2 separate regions of the Homo sapiens genome follow, and region 2 is linked to region 1. The links are chromatin loops, found by intact Hi-C in ENCODE. Cell type or tissue: natural killer cell. All regions are shown on one strand. Links, peaks and the distances in the headings refer to the core of each region. The heading gives the core; the rest is flanking DNA.

Evidence for each region. Hi-C counts contacts between places; a loop is a spot of excess contacts. Peaks named below come from ENCODE experiments on the same cell type or tissue, not always from the same donor. Only the 100,000 strongest peaks of a DNase experiment are listed, where the experiment ranks them.
Region 2: a loop joins it to region 1, with 10 times the contacts of the local background. A loop is called at or near these places in 8 of 110 quality-filtered maps.

The regions. Positions count from the first base shown.
Region 1 is chr1:15,096,333-15,105,464 of GRCh38, forward strand. KAZN (kazrin, periplakin interacting protein) reads left to right here. Exons shown (of 15, transcript NM_201628.3): 11 at 5,211-5,442; 12 at 7,027-7,128; 13 at 7,691-7,857. Among named protein-coding and RNA genes, the nearest start is that of TMEM51-AS1, 52 kb to the right of the region's middle. RefSeq lists a silencer at 4,091-4,140 and an enhancer at 4,378-5,087. In natural killer cell, for the core only: a CTCF peak has its summit at 4,227; a DNase peak (open chromatin) is centred at 4,219; H3K27me3 peaks cover 1,192 bases.
Region 2 is chr1:15,033,472-15,042,603 of GRCh38, forward strand. KAZN (kazrin, periplakin interacting protein) reads left to right here. Exons shown (of 15, transcript NM_201628.3): 3 at 1,278-1,414. Among named protein-coding and RNA genes, the nearest start is that of TMEM51-AS1, 110 kb to the right of the region's middle. RefSeq lists a silencer at 4,858-4,917. In natural killer cell, for the core only: no CTCF peak of the experiment used is centred there; a DNase peak (open chromatin) is centred at 4,870.

The DNA of each region.
Region 1 (9,132 bases), core at 531-8,530:
TACTTTTGTAGTGGGGGCAAGGGCAGAAAAACAAAAACACTAAAAGCCACTTTGATTTTGAAGAGAAGAAATGCATGGGGGGAGGACGTCCCCACCGTCCTCTGCCTCCCAGGGGTGCGGCCTGCCCAGCCCCTGCCCCCGACAGCCTCGTCCCCCAGCATGGCCTGCACTTGTGTGTTGCACAACACAGCCCCTAAATGGGGCTGTCTTAGTCTGCTTGGGCTGCCATAACAAAATGACACCATCTGGGTTGCTTAGACAACAACTTACGTCTCACAGTTCTGGAGGCTGGAAGTCCAAGATCGGGATGCCAGCATGGTTGGGACCTGGGGAGGGCTCTCTTCCTGGCTTGCAGAAGGCAACCTTCTTGCTGTGTCCTCACATGGGGAAGAAGGAAGAGGGAGGGGGAGAGAGTGATGTCTCTGGTCTCTTCCTGTAAGGACAATAATCCCATCATGAAGGGCACCCCTATGACCTCATCTAATCAGCTCCCAAAGGCCCCAGCCACAAATACCATCACATCGAAGGTTAGGATTTCAGCATGTGAATTGGGTGGGGGGCATGGCAGAGGGAAACATTTAATCCCTAACAGTGGCACCACGTTAACCTCCAGGAACCAGGAGTCTGTGGTCCCAGGGATCGTGGAGCCCCACCCTTAGACACCCCCAGGGCTTCCTGGAGGAGGCAGAGGACTTATTTTGAGTTTTCTACTCCCAGTGGGAATCTGGCCTGTCTCCAGTTTGCCACATGACCTTGCCCTCTCTGGGACTGTTTCCCACCTGAGAAGTGAAGGGAGTTAAATTAGGACAGTGGTTTTTAAACTTTTGAGGATCATGACCACTTTAAGAATCTAATAAGAGCTTTTGACACTTTCTCTAGAAAAAATACACAAAACTTCACAACTTTTCACTGTGTTGGGTTGGTGGGTGGGACTCTCTGGCCCACCCACTTTCAGGGCTCCATGGACTCGGGGGTAAGAACTCTAAATGAGTTCATCTTCGAGAACATTTTCAGCCATGACATCTTGTGTGACCATGGGCATGATGGCGTCCTCTCTGGGACTGGTCACCTTATCTACAAAATACCAATGACAAAACCCACCAACCCCTTACCAACCCATCATCACCTTATGGATATCATTTTATTTACCCTCACAACATCAATGCAGGATAGACATGCTTACTCCCATTTTAAAGATGGAGAAGGCCGGGTACGATGGCTCACACCTGTAATCACAGCACTTTGGGAGGCCAAGGCAGGTGGATCACCTGACATCAGGAGTTCGAGACCAGCCTAACCAACATGGTGAAACCCTGTCTCTACTAAAAATAGAAAAATTAGTAGGCGTGGTGGTGTGTGCCTGTGATCCCAGCTACTCAGGAGGCTGAGGCAGGAGAATTTTTTGAACCCAGGAGGCGGAGGTTGCAGTGAGCCGAGACTGCATCATTACACTCCAGCCCGGGCGACAAGAATGAAACTCCGTCTGAAAAATAAAGTCGGAGAAAATTAGATGCAGAGAAATCATGAGCATAAAGTCACACTACAAAAAACCTGACTTCAAAGTCAGTTGCCTTTCCAGTGTCCCATGCTGCCTTTGTGTTAAAAACAAGAACAATGACAGCTTCTACTACTACTATTTATAGAACACTAGGTGTGTCCCAGACCCTGTGTTAGGGGTTTTGCATTCTCCTCTCTTTTAGTCCCTACAACTCCATGAGGCAAGCGCAATTCTCCCCGTTTTACAGAGGAGAAAACGGAGACCCAGAGTTTCAAGGTCCCAGAGCTAAAAAGTAATAGAACCAGAACAGCTTCCCGTTTTCCGTGCTGCGCCGTGACCCAGACAATATCTAAATTTTGTGCCGTCCTCAGATTTCAGAGTCTAATCCGGCTCCAGTTCAGGGATGGGGCAGTGACAGATTTTATAAAATGTCTGAATTCCTTTTAAAATCATGCTGTTTTATTCAACTTGGGCTCTTACAATAAATAGCTCAAACCAACAGCTGGGAACGTATCGCCAAGCTGCGGCCCCATGGGGACACCCTTAATGAAAAGAGAACATTTCTGAAGGGCAGGAGCACATTAATTGTGGGCATGCAGATGGAGATTGCTGATTATGGATGGGCCCCTCTCGAGTAGGTTAAGTGGGGTGCCCCCTTTGCAGCTCTCCACCCCAACTCTTGTTGCACCATTGATTTGCTGACCAAACTCTTGCTTCAGAGAGGAGAGGAGGCCATTCTAGTCTTCATCAGTGACAAATCTGGCCCAGTGGCATCTGATTCAGAGGGCTGTGGGCTCCAGCTCCTGCCCGAGAGAACCGTCCTGTAACAAGGCTGAGGCCGGCCCTTGAGGGACTGGGAGGGGGACTGCCCCAGGACCTTTTCATCCTAGAAGGGAGGTTGTCTTGGGCCAGAAGTTTCCAGTTCAGGAGCTCCAGCTGGGCAGCCTCCAGGTGGACTGGGGCAGATGACCCGCTCACCCAGCACTGCTCTGTCATCCACACATTCGACTATGAGACAAACACTGGTGAGTGTGAACTCAGAGCCTGAAGGGGCCCTGGACATTCACAGATAAGCCACACCCCACCCTGCCCCCCAGGAGCTGACCGTCCAGTGAGGCAGCTGGCCAGATGCGTAACCATGAACCACAATGTGACTGGTGCAGAGATGGGGACTTCCAGGGGCTTTGGACACAGAGAAGGGCTCCTGACCCAGCATGACATCTTGGAAGGCTTCCGGGAGACCAGACGTCTCTGCAGAGTCCATAGGAGTTCACTGGGGGAAGAGGGTGGGGTAGAGGACAGGCCCGGAGACAAGGGGGTCCCAGTGGACCCAAGTGGTTCTGGGAGGCTGATGGGCAGAGGGAAGGAGAGTGAAGCCAAGCTGCAAGCCCATCCTGCTCTTAGCCATTATTCCAGGAAGCATTCAATCAGTGTCTACTGTGCACGTAGACTGTGCTGTTTGGCAGTGAACGCAGTTTCTGTCCTGAATGAGCTTATCTGCTAAGGTGGGGAAGAGAGAAAATAAATTAGTGGACAAACCAGCAATTGCTTAGGTTCAGTATGTGATTAGAGCTTTGAAGGAAAGCACTAGGGACAGTAAGCAGACTTGGGGGCAACTTCAGACAGCAAATTCAGAGAAAAGGGAGATTTGACGCCCAAGGGATGAGGAGGGGTGAGCCCTGGGCAGGGTTGCAAGGGGCTGGCCGGGGAGGGGAATGGGGGGTGAAGAGCTCAGTGCCTCCAGGAAACGGCCCCCAGGACCCCAAGCCCCATGTGCGTTGGGGGAGGGGAAGTCAGCCAGGGCCAGTGCAGGTGACCCTTGTGGACCATTCAAAGGACTTGCGATTTTACTCCTGCAAAGAGAAGCCACAGAGTGTTGAGCAGGGGAGTGCACGGTCACACTGACATTTTAAAAGGACCCCCTGGTGGTCCTGGGGGATGCGGAATAGAAGGGAAGCAAAGGCAGGAAACGGGGAGCAGCCGGGGAAAGTGGCAGAAACCCACACCAGAGACGCCTGCAGCTTAGAGCTGGGAAAGGAGAGAAGTGGACAGAGGATGCACTGACCAGAGTGACCGACAGACAAGGACGGGCTATCAGCTTGGGAGCTGGGTGACAGAGAAGGGCCCCTGGGTGACGGTGACAGTGACAGTGAAGGGGAACAACTGAGCCATTAAGTATGACACGTCTGTGACAGCCAGGCAGCGTTAAGAGGACAGCTAGAGGCTGAGAGAGGAAAGAGGAGCTCAGAAAAGAGCTCAGAGCTTAGCTGCTCAGAAGAGAGTGGAGAATTTGGGAGCCCTCCCTCACGGGTGCCTTCCAGAGCCCTGGAGATGGGTAATACAGAGACAGGAGTGCCTGGAGAAAGAGGGGAAGGGGTTAGGAGGGAAGAGGAGCCCATTGTATGGCAGCATGTACCCCAGCAGGGTGGTCACGGGATGCTGAATGCATATCCGGGCATGAAGGCAGGAAGGACAGGGAGGACCCACCCAGGACCCTCAGCAGGAGGGTGGCATGACAAGCTGTCTCTGGCTGCTGCCCCAGGAGCAGGGTGGAGTGGCTTTGCAAGCCCACCACTTTCCCTTTCACATACTGATGGCTTCGTGGCCCCCTGCACCTCCCACTTAGACCAGCGCTCTCCCACCTGTCAGACCTGGGGCATTTTGCAAAGTCCCTTGCAGGTGGGATGCGGTGATCCTCGTTCCTTCTGCAAGGCTGCCACTGTGTGGCGAGCAGCGGAATGACAGCCAGGCACAGTCACACATTCACCGGCTTGAAAATTCAAGCACTTGCGCACCTGCTGTATACGTGGTACAGGGGTCATTTCTATGTGGGGCACAAGGAAATCTGAGACCTGGCAGTGCAGTGGTAAGAGAGAGGGTTTGTAATCAGTCAAACATGGACTTTAATTCTGACTCCAAGATGAGCCACTGTGTGGCTCTAGGCAAAGTTGGAGCATCCCATCTGCAGAGCGAGGACGGCAGCTTTGCCTTCTTCGCGCATGATTAGGACCTGCCTGGCACACCTGAGTGGACACCCAACATCCCTGAAGCAGGAAAACAGACCGCAGAGCACTGGGGAGGGATGCGCCGATCAGGTGGGCCAAGCCCAGGCTTTGTGGGTCTCGGGGATGCTGTGGAGGCCCCCAGGGAAATGAGGGGGGCTTAGGTGGAGGGGCGGGGTCCCCAGAGGTGCTGCCTCCTGCCACACGTGGCCCTTCTGCTCCCCGCCCCTGCGCCTTCTCACCCTCGCTGCGTCTGAGTGTGGGATTCTCTCTTCCTGTTCCCTTCCGTTTGTTTCTCTGTTGATCCCTTTCTGTTCTTGAGTCTCGGTCTTTCTCTCTCTCTCTCTCTCTCTCTGCCTCTTCCTCTTTGTTCTTCTCTATCTCCCTCTGCTCCTTTCTCTCAGTGTCTCTCTCTCTCCTTCTCTGTCTCTTTCTCTCTTTGTTCTCTCTTTCTGTGTCCCTTTCTCTCTCTCTGTCTCCCTCCTCCATCCACCTCTTTCACCATCTCTGCCCTTTCTGTCTCATTTTTTCCCTTTTTTCCTCTTGATCTCTCGGCTCCATCCCTGTCCATGTCTGTCTCTGTGGCTCTCTTGGTCCTCCCCCAACCCCATTGCTTTTCCTCTCTCTGCATCTCCACCCATTTCTGCCCGTCCGTCTGTTTCTGCCGCCTTTCCCCACCCATCCACTCTCTGGCTATGTCTCCTCCCCAGCCTGTCCAAAGCTGCCGAGCTGGACCATCACTGGGTGGCCAAGGCCTGGCTGAATGACATTGGCCTGTCCCAGTACTCCCAGGCCTTTCAGAACCACCTGGTTGATGGGCGGATGCTGAATTCCCTGATGAAGCGAGACCTGGAGAAGCACCTGAACGTGTCCAAGAAGTTCCACCAGGTCAGCATCCTGCTGGGGATCGAGCTGCTGTACCAAGTGAACTTCAGCAGGGAGGTGAGGACCAGGGCACAGGGTGGGGGCACCTTCCACTGCCCACCCCTCCCCTCTTGGCATCTACTGTCTGTTCATCTGTCCACCCACTACCCGTCTATCCATCTGTCCACCCATCCATCCATCATCCAGCCATCCATTTATTGATCATCCGTCCATCCATCTACCTACCTATCCAGCCATCATCCAGCCAGCCAGCCAGTCAGCCAGCCATCTTCTCTTCCTCCTTCTTTCCAACAACCCCCTATTGGGCACGGGCCAGGCGCTGTGCTCAGTGCAGGGGAAATGGGAGCCCTCATCCTTGGAGAGCTAAGTGCTTACCAGAGAGAACCACAAGGAAGCTGGTGGTGCCAATATTGTGGGAGATTGTCCCAGTGAGGGAAGCCCAGGGTTTTATGAATACCCAGAGAAGATATACCTACTATGTATACCCACAAAAATTAAAATAAAAATTTTTAAGTGTTTGCTATTTTAAAAAAAAAGAAAAAAAGAAAACCCAGAGAAGTCTTCAGGGGGCTCAGGGATGGCTCCTCAGAGATAGCAACGACTAAATTGAGACCCGAAGGAGGAACCCCAGGGATCAGTAGAAGACATGAGAGAAAAAGTAACCCAGCAGAGGCAACAGTGTGGTGAAGGCCCAGAGGACTGATCCACGGCAGCAGAGTTGCTGAGAGTCCTGTTGGGTGGGGTGCTGGCTTTGAGGTGGGAGGTGGTGGGGGGTTGCTGCAGAGGTCACCAGGGGCCTGAGCTGCTGGGCACTGTGGGGCTGAGTCCAGGTAGCTGACTTTTCTTAGAGTGATGTCAGAACCCAACAATTCAGGGTCAGAAGAGGGACAGAAGAGGGGGCCATCCAGCCTTTTGTCCCCCTTCTCAACCACCCACTGAAAAGCATCCACTGTGTGCCTACTGTGAACCCTGGGGTCAGTCCCTGTGGGACCCAGGGAGGCCTGCGATACGGTGGCGAGATGGTGAGAGAGGACCTGGAATCAGCCAAACATGGGTTTTCATTCCAACTCCAAGACGTGCCACTGTGTGGCTCTGGGCAGTCAGAGCTCCCTGTTAGTGGAGCGAGGACAGCAGCAGTGCCTTCCCCATGCCACGCCGAGGACAGGGAGTGACAAGGACACAGACCCTGGCCCCAGTCCCCAGTCTGCCAAGGAGGCACGTGTGGGAGATCACAGCAGTTACATGTAAAAAGAGGTGCAGGGGCCAGGCCTGGTGGCTCACGCCTGTAATCCCAGCACTCTGGGAGGCCAGGGTGGGTGGATCACAAACAAGGTCAGGAGTTCGAGACCAGCCTGGCCAACATGGTGAAACCCCATCTCTACTAAAAATACAAAAAGAAAGCAGCCCGGTGTGGTGGCAGGTGCCTGTAATCCCAGCTGCTCGGGAAGCTGAGGCAGGAGAATTGCTTGAACCTGGGAGGCGGAGGTTGCAGTGAGCACAGATAGCACCACTGCACTCATGCCTGGGCAGCAGAGAGAGACTCTGTCTCGGGGGGAAAAAGAGATGCGGGGCACCCCCACTCCACACGTGGCCTCTGCGTGTCCCCTTGTCCCTCCGAATGACCCACTGTCTCCCCACAAGGCCCTCCAGGAGCGCCGGGCCCGCTGCGAGACGCAGAACATTGACCCCGTGGTGTGGACCAACCAGCGGGTGCTCAAGTGGGTTCGAGACATCGACCTGAAGGTGAGGGTGATAGCGGAGGTCGGGGTGACTCTCGGGCATACACAAACCCCATGCAAATCTATATGCAAATCAATATGCAAATCACATGCAAATCAATATGCAGATCTCATGCAAATCAATGGGCAAATCCCACACAAATTAATATCCCCTTTGTGTGGGCTGGAGCATCTTAACTCAGGCCCAGCAAGAATTACCTGCCTCCTGTTATTCAGGAGGAGGGAACTGCTTACCTTCCAAATAGGAGCCCCATGTCATGATGCTTTGCTCACATGGGGTAGAGAGGCTGAGCCAGCCCCACTCTCCTAAGCAAGTGTGGGGTTGAGATTCATTTAACAAATATTGATGATTTCCTGCTAGGGTCAGGGACCATCTCAGTAACAGGAGGTCCCTGACCTCGTGGCTCTAAAAAATTGGGGAGGGGTTCCTCTTCACCGTCAAATTAACTGGTCCCCAGGGGGTCAAGCCCTTGCTGTTGGGGACAGAGCCCCACGTGGAACTGGGGCCCCCTTAGGCCAGCAGCATGGCCCCTGCAGGCTAACAAGTCCCCTGCCTTTGCCCCCAGGAGTACGCAGACAACCTGACCAACAGCGGCGTCCATGGTGCTGTGCTGGTGCTGGAGCCCACATTCAATGCCGAGGCCATGGCCACTGCCCTGGGCATCCCCAGTGGGAAGCACATCCTCCGGAGACACCTGGCAGAGGAGATGAGCGCCGTCTTCCACCCAGCCAAGTGAGCACGGGCTGGGATCCAGTCATGTGGGCTGCTGGGTACAGTACAGCTCAGGGCTTTGGAAGCAGATGGTCCAGCTCCCCATCCTGGCCCATCACTTACTGCCTCCCACTCGTTCTTTGCACCATGGTGGTCACCTTTTACAGATCAGGAAACTAAGGCTCAGAGAAGCAAAGTGCTTTAGCCTGAAGGTCATAGACTAGAAAGACGTAGAGGAGCAGTCAGGTCTTGAATTAAGTGTATATTAGATCAAAAAACACCCAGGTGTTTAGAGAAGAGATAGCAAGCAGTGCATGTGTAAGGAAAGGCCACGTGCAGGTGGAGTGTAGCTGGGAGGACTTGCATTGGCCTAATAGGTTGAGTTGGTTGGTCCAGGTGGGGCAACTGTGGGGACAAAGGCTTGGAGTCAGGAATGAGCATATTAATGATGCTTATGGACCAGGTAAGCAGACCACATCAGCCCACCTATCCTAGTATCCCCATCTGAAAAGTGACCAGAGAATGAACACCTGGGCATAAACCAGTCCCCCTCCCAGTGGATTCTCTTCTTAAAATCATGCACTTAGGGTTAGATGACCATTTATTGAATACTTCCTGTGTGAACTATCTAATTTCATCCTCCTGGCAATGTCAAGAGATCAGTAGCACTATCCCTCCTTTATAGATGGAGAAACTTCTTCAAAGGTACCAAGCTATGTGCCCAAGATACACAGCTAGTAAGTGGCAAATCCTAGATTTGTCCTTTATTCTATCAATATGGTGTATTATATTGATTGATTGAATTTCATATGTCAAACCAACCTTGCATTCCCAGGATAAATCTCACTTGGTCACAGTGTATAATCCTTTTTATATATTGCTGGATTAAATTTGTTAGTACTTTGTTGAAAAAATCTGCATCTATATTTATAAGGGATATTGGTCTATAGTTTTCCCTCCTTGTGATGTTTTTGTCTGATTTTGGTATCAGGGTAATATAGCCCTCATAGCATGAATTGGGAAGTATTCTCTCCTCTTCTGGGTTTTGGAAAAGCTTGGAAGGATTGGTGTTTGTTATTCTTTAGACATTTGGTAGAATTCACCAGCGAAGCCATCTGGTCTTAGGCTTTTCTTTCTGGGAAGCTTTTTGACTTCTAATTCAATCTCTTCACTTGTTAGAGGTCTGTTCAGATTTTCTATTTCTTCTTGAGGCAGTTTCAGTAGCTTATATCTTTCTAGGAATTTGTCCATTTCATCTAGGTTAGCTAATCTGGTGGCATGCAGTTGATCATATAA
Region 2 (9,132 bases), core at 601-8,600, 63 kb before region 1:
TTAATCTTTGGAGGAGCTATCAGACTTTTCCAAAAGCAGCTGCACCATTTCACATTCCTGCCAGCAGTGCATGAGGATTCCAGTTTCTCCACATCCCACCAGCCCTTGCTATTGTCTGTTTTCTATTTTTAGCTATTCTAGTGAGTGTGAAGTGGTATTTCATTGTGGTTTTGATTTGCATTTCCCCGATGACAATTGATACCGAGTTTTTTCATGTCCCTATTGGCCATTTCTTGGAGAAGTGTCTGTTCAGATCCTTTGCCCATTTTGTTTGTTTGTTTGTTTGTAACAGAGTCTCGCTCTCTCACCCAGGCTGGAGTGCAGTGGTGCAATCTCAGCTCACTGCAACCTCTACCTCCTAGGTTCAAGCAGTTCTCCTGCCTCAGCCTCCCGAATAACTGGGATTACAGACACACACCACCACGCCTGGCTAATTTTTGGTATTTTTAGTAGAGAGGGGGTTTCACCATGTTGGCCAGGCTGGTCTCAAGCTCCTGATCTCAAGTGATCGGCCTGCCTCAGCCTCCCAAATTGCTGGGATTACAGGCATAAGCCACCGCACCTGACTTCCTGTTTAAATGACTTCCTGTTCTTTTTATTATTGAGTTGCAAGAGAGACTTGTATATTCCAGATAGAAGCCGCTTATGAGATACAGGATTTGCAAATATTTTCTCCCATTCTATGAGTTGTCCTTTACTTTCTTGATGATATCCTTTGAAACACAAACGGTTTTAATTTTGATGAATTCCGATCTATCTGTATTTTCTTTTGTTGCTCTACACTTTTGGTATATGTCTTAGTGCATGTTTTTAACGTAATACTTCTCCCCACGGAAGAAATGAGGCAGGAGGGGCTGTTGGGCTGGACTGAGTGGTTCCAGTGGACTCAGGGTGGCCCAGGGTTCCTTTTGAGAGGGAACTGAGGCCCTGTCCGATTCCTGAGCCATGGGCCCCTGGAGCCCACCAGGCCTCAGTTCTTCGTCATTGAACACTCAGCCAGCTTAGGGCTGGGAAAGCAGTTTCGACAACGACTTGCTCCCTGGTCAGATTGACACAGCTGAGAGGGGAGAATCGGGGCTCTCGACATAGGTGAGCCTGGCTTGGAATCCTGGGAAGGCCACCAAGTGGCAAGGGCACATGGAAGGGACATTTCGTCTTTCTGAGCCCTGTTTTCTCACCTGTTACAAAGGTGACGGCGGTGATGCCACTTCTCAGCACTCAGGCATCTGGAGAGGACAGCTGGGGTCTTGGGAACTAACTCTCTCCTTTATCCCCAGCCATGAAAGCTGATCGGAAGCGCTTAAAGGGCGAGAAGACAGACCTGGTGAGCCAGATGCAGCAGCTGTATGCCACACTGGAGAGCCGCGAGGAGCAGCTCCGAGACTTCATCCGCAACTATGAGCAGCACCGCAAGGTCAGCCGCCGCCCTGCCCTCCCCTCCCCTCCCGACACACCAGCTCCCACCTCCCCTGCTGGCTGGCCACCTTCACAGGCTCTGCCTCTTGAATCCCCAAACACAGATAGGGAGGCCCTTGATGTGTCCAGCCAGGCCTAGGCACCGAGATAAAACCGGCACAACCCCCGGAGAGGGATCTCCATGTCTCCTGGGCAAACAGGACAGCGTGGACTCAGGAGTCCGGGGGGTTCAGATCCTGGCTCCTTGTGTGTGTGCCCTCGCAGGTCTCGCTTGACCTCTCAGAGCCTCAGTTTCCTCTCTGCAGAGTGGTGATTGTGGTGGACCTTTCAAAGCTACAGTAAGGACTCTATGAGATGATGAATGCCGAGCACTCAGCCTGGTGCCTGGCACATAGTATAGCATCATCAATAAGACGCATAGCTAACATTTACTAACACCATAATAAAAGTGTGAAGAGAGAGCTGGGGAGCCCCAGTGAGACAGCAGGAAGTTCTGCCTATAGGGAGGGAGTCTTGGAAGGCTTCACAGAGGAAGTGACATATGCATTGGGCTCTGTGGGGTGAATAGGAGTTTATGGGCCAGACAACTGAGGAATTTGTTTCACCATGTATCTCTCTGGTATCTGTGGTATGACATGCCAAAGAGGACACCAAAACTTAAAGAAGAGTCAGTCCCCTGGCCAGGCACGGTGGCTCACACCTGTAATCCTAGCACTTTGGGAGACCCAGGTGGGTGGAATGCTTGAGGACAAGAATTCGAGACCAGCCTGGCCAAAAGCCCATCTCTACTAAAAATACAAAAAGTAGCCGGTCATTGTGGTGCACACCTACAGTCCCAGCTACTCAGGAGGCTGAGGCACAGAATCACTGGAACCCAGGAGGTGGAGGTTGCAGTGAGCCGAGATCACCCCACTGCACTCCAGCCTCGAGCTGAATGCACTTCTGGCCTCTGTTTTCTGCCCTGCGTAGGCACCTTGGTCACAGCCCTTGTCACAGGGTGTTCAGCTCGAGGCCCCTTTTTTGAACAGTGGGAAGCAGCAGGCCAGGTGAATGAGTCCTTCCCAGATGCTGCCTCTGAGCCGCAGTTCAGAGACCAGAGTGTTCAGACTGGATTTGAATCTAGATGCTTGGTCCCCCCTACCCACTTTGGTCTTCACCGCTGATTCCTCACTGTCACCTCCCGGGCATGCACATCACTTCCTTTCTATGATGAAAGGAGCCTCGAGAGTTCTCTGGGCCAGGCCACCACAGCCCCTGATGGGGATCTGGGACTTCTAGCTGCCCTCAGTGCCCGACTCGAGAGCAGGGCCCGGCTCCCCCTACCCTGCCTACCTCTCCCCCCATCCCCCTCTGCCCTGCCTGCTCGCCCCAGCCCTCCCCTGCCCTGCCTACCCAGCTCCCTCTGCCCTGCCCGCCCAGCTCCCTCTGCCTAGCCTGCCCCGCCCGGCTCCCCCTGCCCTGCCTGCTCGGCCCAGCCCTCCCCTGCCCTGCCTGCCCAGCTCCCCCTGCCCTGACCACCCAGCTCCCCTTCCCCTGCCTGTTTGGCCTGGCTCCCTTTCATATTAGATGAACTGAGCCTCCCCATGCCTGTCACAGGCAAACGGTTTGGCAGGAAGGGGACGACCCAGAAGCAAGGCAGAGGGAGGCAGGGGAGCCCACAGAGGCTGCTTTCTCAGACTCTGGCATGGGGAGCAACTCATGGGCCTGGGGTGCAGCTCGTGGGCCTGGGGTCCGCTCCTTAGGGTGAGGCTGTCTCAGCAGCATTGCCTTTGGCCACCAGCAAGGAGTCAGAGACCAGGAGCTCAGAGTGACCTCCATGCAGAGGGAGGGGTAGGGGACACCGCTATCCTGTCTGATGATGCAGGTACACGTGTGTGCTCACAGGGGCGTGCTGTGGGAGTTACGGCATGTACTTCAAGGGCTTACAGGAAGAGTTCTCAGAGCCTCGTGTGTGTCCATTCATTTAACATCCACACGGACACTGTGGGGCATATGGTTATCCTCCCATTTCACAGATGAGCTGATAGACACAGAGAGGGGAGATAACTCACCCACGGTCATGCAGCCGGCGATGGCAGGGCAGGGGCTTACAGGGCCTGGGTCCAGAGCCTACGGGCCTTCCCCCTGTGCAGCGCGCCTCTTCCCCCAACCCCATCACCCCCTGGCACTCAGCACAGCATCTTCTGGTCGCCTCTGCTCCCTGCCTCCCCTTCTGTGTCCACCTCTCTCATTTCTCCATTCTCGGCCTAAGGAGCTTGGTCTTTTTTCAGTGGGCAAGGCAGGGAGAGCCTCTGCCTGACCAGCCCCATGCCCAGCAGCAGGGAAACCTGGTTACCTCTTTTTTATTGGGGACAGGACACAGTGGGGCCAGAGAACCAGCCCATAGCCTTCAGTGACGTGCTGGCCCTGGGGCAGAAGACAGGCTCCAAGCTGACCTTCTACTTGTCCCCTGAGCCACCAGCTTCCTCCCCTCCTGGGACCAGGGTCACGCAGGGATTAAGAGCAGACAGATAGGTTAGCATCTCACCTCTGCACTCGCTATGGGGGTGGCTCGGGCAAACAGCTGACTCTCCCCGGTCTCAGCCTTCACATCTGTAAAGCAGGATGAAGATTGCAACTACTCACAGCCCAGTGCTGTCAGACCTGAGGTTCCCGGGGCATGGAAAGCAAGGGGGGTAGGGGCATATGCCTGCTACCATTATTATTATCATTATCATTATTATTGCTTTCGGGGATTCAGAGTCAGCCATTTGATCATGAAAATTCCACAGTGGATTTCAAAGCCCCTCTGCCGGCCCCTCACCTGCCACTCCCTGTTGTTGGTCTCACTGGCAAACCCGGAGAAGGAAACGAAGGCCCCGGGTGGGCAGGATTGGAGCTGTGGCTGGTCCCACACAGACCCCAGTCGTAGGTCTGGTTTCTGGGAATGGGGTGGAGAGGCAAGACCTGTGCAGAAAGGAACCCAGACAAGTCCTTCTGGGAGGGACAGAGGGTCTCAGAGGACCCAGGAATCAGGAGCTAGAAGAAAGAGCTCCCTGAGAACACATGCCCTGAAGGAGGACAGATCAGGATTTAGAAAAGCAGCCAGTTACGGTGGCTCACACCTGTAATCCCAGCACTCTGAGAAGCCAAGGTGGGAGGATCGCTTGAGCCCAGGAGTTCAAGACCAGCCTGGACAACAGAGTGAGACCTCCATCTCTACAAAAAATTTTAAAAATTAGTGGGGCAGGGTGGCACACGCCTGTAGTCCCAGCTACTTGGGAGGCTGAAGCAGGAGGATTGCTTGAGCCAGGGAGGTTGAGGTGGCAGTGAGCCCAGATTGTGCCACTGCACTCCAGCCTGGGCAACAGAATGAGACCTTATCTCAAAAAAAGAAAAGAAAGAAAAAAAAAAGCAAGAGGGTGCTGAGCAGAGTCCAAGAGGATCCAAAAGATGGCGCTGTTACCAGGTAATCATCCTGGCAGGGACTGATGTGATGGCTGCCTTCAGAGGCCACCTCAGCAGGAGCTGGCATGAACACAGTATTACCTATAGCAAATGTTTATTGTGCACCTACTGTATACAGGCATGAACATGGTATTACTAATACCAGACGTTTGTTGTGCATCTGCTGTATACAGGCATGAACATGGTATTACCAATAGCAGACGTTTATTGTGCACCTACTGTATACAGGCATGAATGTGATATTACCAATATCCAATGTTTATTGTGCACCTACTATATACAGGCATGAACATGGTGTTACCAATAGCAGATGTTTATTGTGCAACTACTGTTTAAGGCATGAACATGACAAGTAACAGACATTTATTGTGCACCTACTGTATAAGGCATGACCGTGACAGTACCAATAGCAGATGTTTATTGTGCACCTGCTGTATACAGACATGAATGTGCTATTACCAACAGCAGACATTTATTGTGCACCTACTATATACAGACATGAATGTGCTATTACCAACAGCAGACGTTTATTGTGCACCTACTGTATACAGACATGAATGTGATATTACCAGTAGCAGATGTTTATTGTGCACCTACTGTATACAGACACGAATGTGCTATTACCAACAGCAGACGTTTATTGTGCACCTACTGTATACAGACATGAATGTGATATTACCAGTAGCAGATGTTTATTGTGCATCTACTGTATACAGACACGAATGTGCTATTACCAACAGCAGACGTTTATTGTGCACCTACTGTATACAGACATGAATGTGATATTACCAGTAGCAGATGTTTATTGTGCACCTACCGTGCACAGGCACTGCCCTCATCTCTTCACATTTGCTATTTTAATAGCAATCCTTCGAGGAGTGATTGTCCCCATTCCCCCCATTTAACAGGTGAAAACTGAGACTTAGGTAAAGTCTCAGGCCGAGGGCCACACGATTATGGAAAGGGGTAGAGGCAGGATGCAAACCCAGGAGGTCTAGTCCCAGAGCCCCAGCCCCAGAGCTCATAGGACTGGGCCTGGCCTGGGCCACCGTCCCCACACCACTCAGTGCATGTTCAGAGGAACGAAGGAATGAGTCCCACTGTTTGCCATTTTCAACAACCCAAGGCCGACCACAGAGAGGAGGTCACAGCTGTCCCTGTGAACCATGGGTAGAGTGCTGGCTATTTCAGTGGCCAAACTAGCATTTCATACCAGTGCTTCTCTGTGTCTTTTCATGATATATCAAATTTGTTTTTTAAAATTATTTGGGCAAAAATGATACATTTTAATGGGGTACATAGTGATGTTTGGATCCATGGAATGTATAGTTATCAGATCAGAGTAATTAACATATCCATCTCAAAGTGTAACATCCATCTCATATTTGGCAATAAAATTCCCATGGAGAGCACCGTGTCATTTTTTAAGACATAGGTGACTAGGGGCATCCCCCAAGTCTGACCAGCCGCTGGGGTGGGGTTGACGCTACTCAATAGAAGCCTTGTGGCTATGACTGCCGGGGGCAGCTCCCTGTAGCTACAGCTGAGCAGCAAGTGCCACTTTTATTGATTGGCTTCATAATGCCCTTCAGATTCATTCAGAAAAATGAACTTTGGAAAATACTGATTTTAAAAAAATTAATACCTTAATACTAAGATATGAATATTAGAAGTGGAGAGAGTCGCGCCTGTAGATCGGTGGAATAGCAACATTAAAACAATATTTTAGTCATTGTTGGGTCCAGCCCCATTTTACAGGTGGGAAGACTGAGGTCCGCAAGGGTCAAGTGACTGACCCAAGGACACATGTTTAGAGCCAGTTTGGCAAAACTGAAGCCACAAGTCCTGGTTTTATTTCATCTCTTCCAAGATCTTGCAGCTGGTTACCAAAAATGATTTGCATTTTATGTGCATGATAAATGTCCCCCTGGAACAGGATGACTGGAACCCTCAGGTTCCCTCGCCCACGCAACTGTGCCCGCTTAGTCTGCCATGGCCCACCCAACTTCTCCAGCAGACTCCTGTAGGACTCCACTGGAGCAGGCAGCAGGAAGGACCCCAGGCCCTGAGCTACTGGGAGTCGGGGGATGGCACAGGAACAAGGCTGCTGAGAAAGGAGGGGTCTTGGCCTGTCCAGAATGTGGCCGATGACCCAGCATGGTGGCTCATGCCTGTAATCCTAGCACTTAGGGAGGCTGAGGCAGACAGATCACCTGAGGTCAGGAGTCCAACACCAGCCTGGCCAACATGACAAAAGCCTGCCTCTACTAAAAATACAAAAATTATCTGGATGTGGTGTTGTCCGCCTGTAGTCCCAGCTACTCGGGAGGCTGAGGCAGGAGAATTGCTTGGACCCGGGATGCAGAGGTTGCAGTCAGCCAAGATCGCACCACTACACTCCAGCTTGGGTGACAGAGCAAGACTCCATCTCAAAAAAGTTAAAAAAAAAAAAGGAAACAAAAACAAACAAACAAAAAACAGAATGTGGCAAAACTGCAACATTTCTGAAAGCTGTGCCAAATGCACTTTCCCTGTCACGTGACTGCAGATGGAAGGGAAACAGGCCACTTTCATCTCACCACTGTCACCTCCCCAGCCAGACTTTTTTTGTTTTTTGTTTTTTTTATTTTTTTTGAGATGGAGTTTCACTCTGTTGCCCAGGCTGGAGTGCAGTGGCATGATCTCCACTCACTGCAACTTCTGCCTCCTGAGTTCAAGCGATTCTCGTGCCTCAGCCTCTGGAGTAGCTGAGAATACAAGCGCATGCCACCACACCTGGCGAATTTTTGTATTTTTTTTTTTTTTTTAGTAGAGATGGGGTTTCACCATGTTGGCCAGGCTGGTCTCGAGCTCCTGACCTCAAGTGATCTGCCCTCCTCCACCTCCCAAAGTGCTGGGATTACAGGCATGAGCCACCGCACCCGGCTCCTAGCCAGACCTTCATGCCCCTGCAGCCCCTCCTCTCCCCTCTGTATTCTACTCTCCGCATTTTTTTTCTTTTTTTTTTTTTTTGTTTTTTTGAGATGGAGTTTTGCTCTTATTGCCCGGGTTGGAGTGCAATGGCGGGATCTCGGCTCACTGCAACCTCCGCCTCCCAGGTTCAAGCGATTCTCCTGCCTCAGCCTCCCGAGTAGCTGGGATTACAGGCATGCACCACCACGCCCAGCTAACTTTGTATTTTTAGTAGAGGCAGGGCTTCTCCATGTTGGTCAGGCTGGTCTCGAACTCTCGACCTCAGGTGATCCATCCACCTCAGCCTCCCAAAATACTGGGACTACAGGCATGAGCCACTGTGCCCGGCCACACTCCCCTCTTATGTCCATGTGATCCCCAAGTGCTGGCAGCCCCAAAGAACCTCAGCTCCCAGGCCTGTCATCCAAGGCCCCATGAGGTCTTGGCCAAATCCCACCCTCAGAAATTCCCACCACCCCCAACCCCCTTCCAGTTCCAGACCTCTCAGGCGTCTCCTTTCAGTTCCTTTCCTGCCTCAGGTACCAGCAGGGATTGAGGCCTCTACCACACTGTCTATGAGCTGGCGAAGTTGTTTTACCTCTCTGGGCCTCAGTTTGCTCATCTGTGACATAGGGATAATCATAGTCCCTGCCTCAGGGGTGGTTGTGAGATTTAAATAATGCACCTAAAAGCCTTAGCACTGTACAGAACGTTCTGTGACAGTTGCTGCTGAGCCCAGCTCTCCTGCTGCCGCGGAATATGACCCCAAGAAGGTGGGAGTCCAAAACTTGAAAGCACCTACAGGCCTTCCCACCCGGCCTAGAGCCCTTGGTCTGTTCGTGAGTAGTAGTGTGAACCAGTGACTGCGATGAGACAAAAATGATCCTGAGGGACCTAGTGGGGCTTCCTCCTAATTCAGGGACATTTTATAAGCAGCCTCTTGTACACCAGCGGGTTCTCAGGGACAACCCTTACCCCAGTGGTCAGTTTCTACACTGTAGCAGAATTTTTCACTATAAGCTCCACGAGTGCAGGGATTTTTGTCTGGTTTGTACCAGACAAATATCCACAAATATTGGTTGAATAACAGACCAGTATCAGCTTCAAATAAAGAAAACAGGTTAGAGAGGGCCTGGGGCTTCTTTCTTACGTGGGTGGTCAGGGAAGGCTTCTCAGAGGAGGAGACAATTGAGCAGGGATCTGAGTGAGGCGAGCAGGTGCCTGCTGGGAGCCCAGTCCTGTGCAGAGCTCTCCAGGTGGATTCCTTCATGCAGACCCACACAAACGCCCCAAAGTATATGTGGTATTATCCCCTGG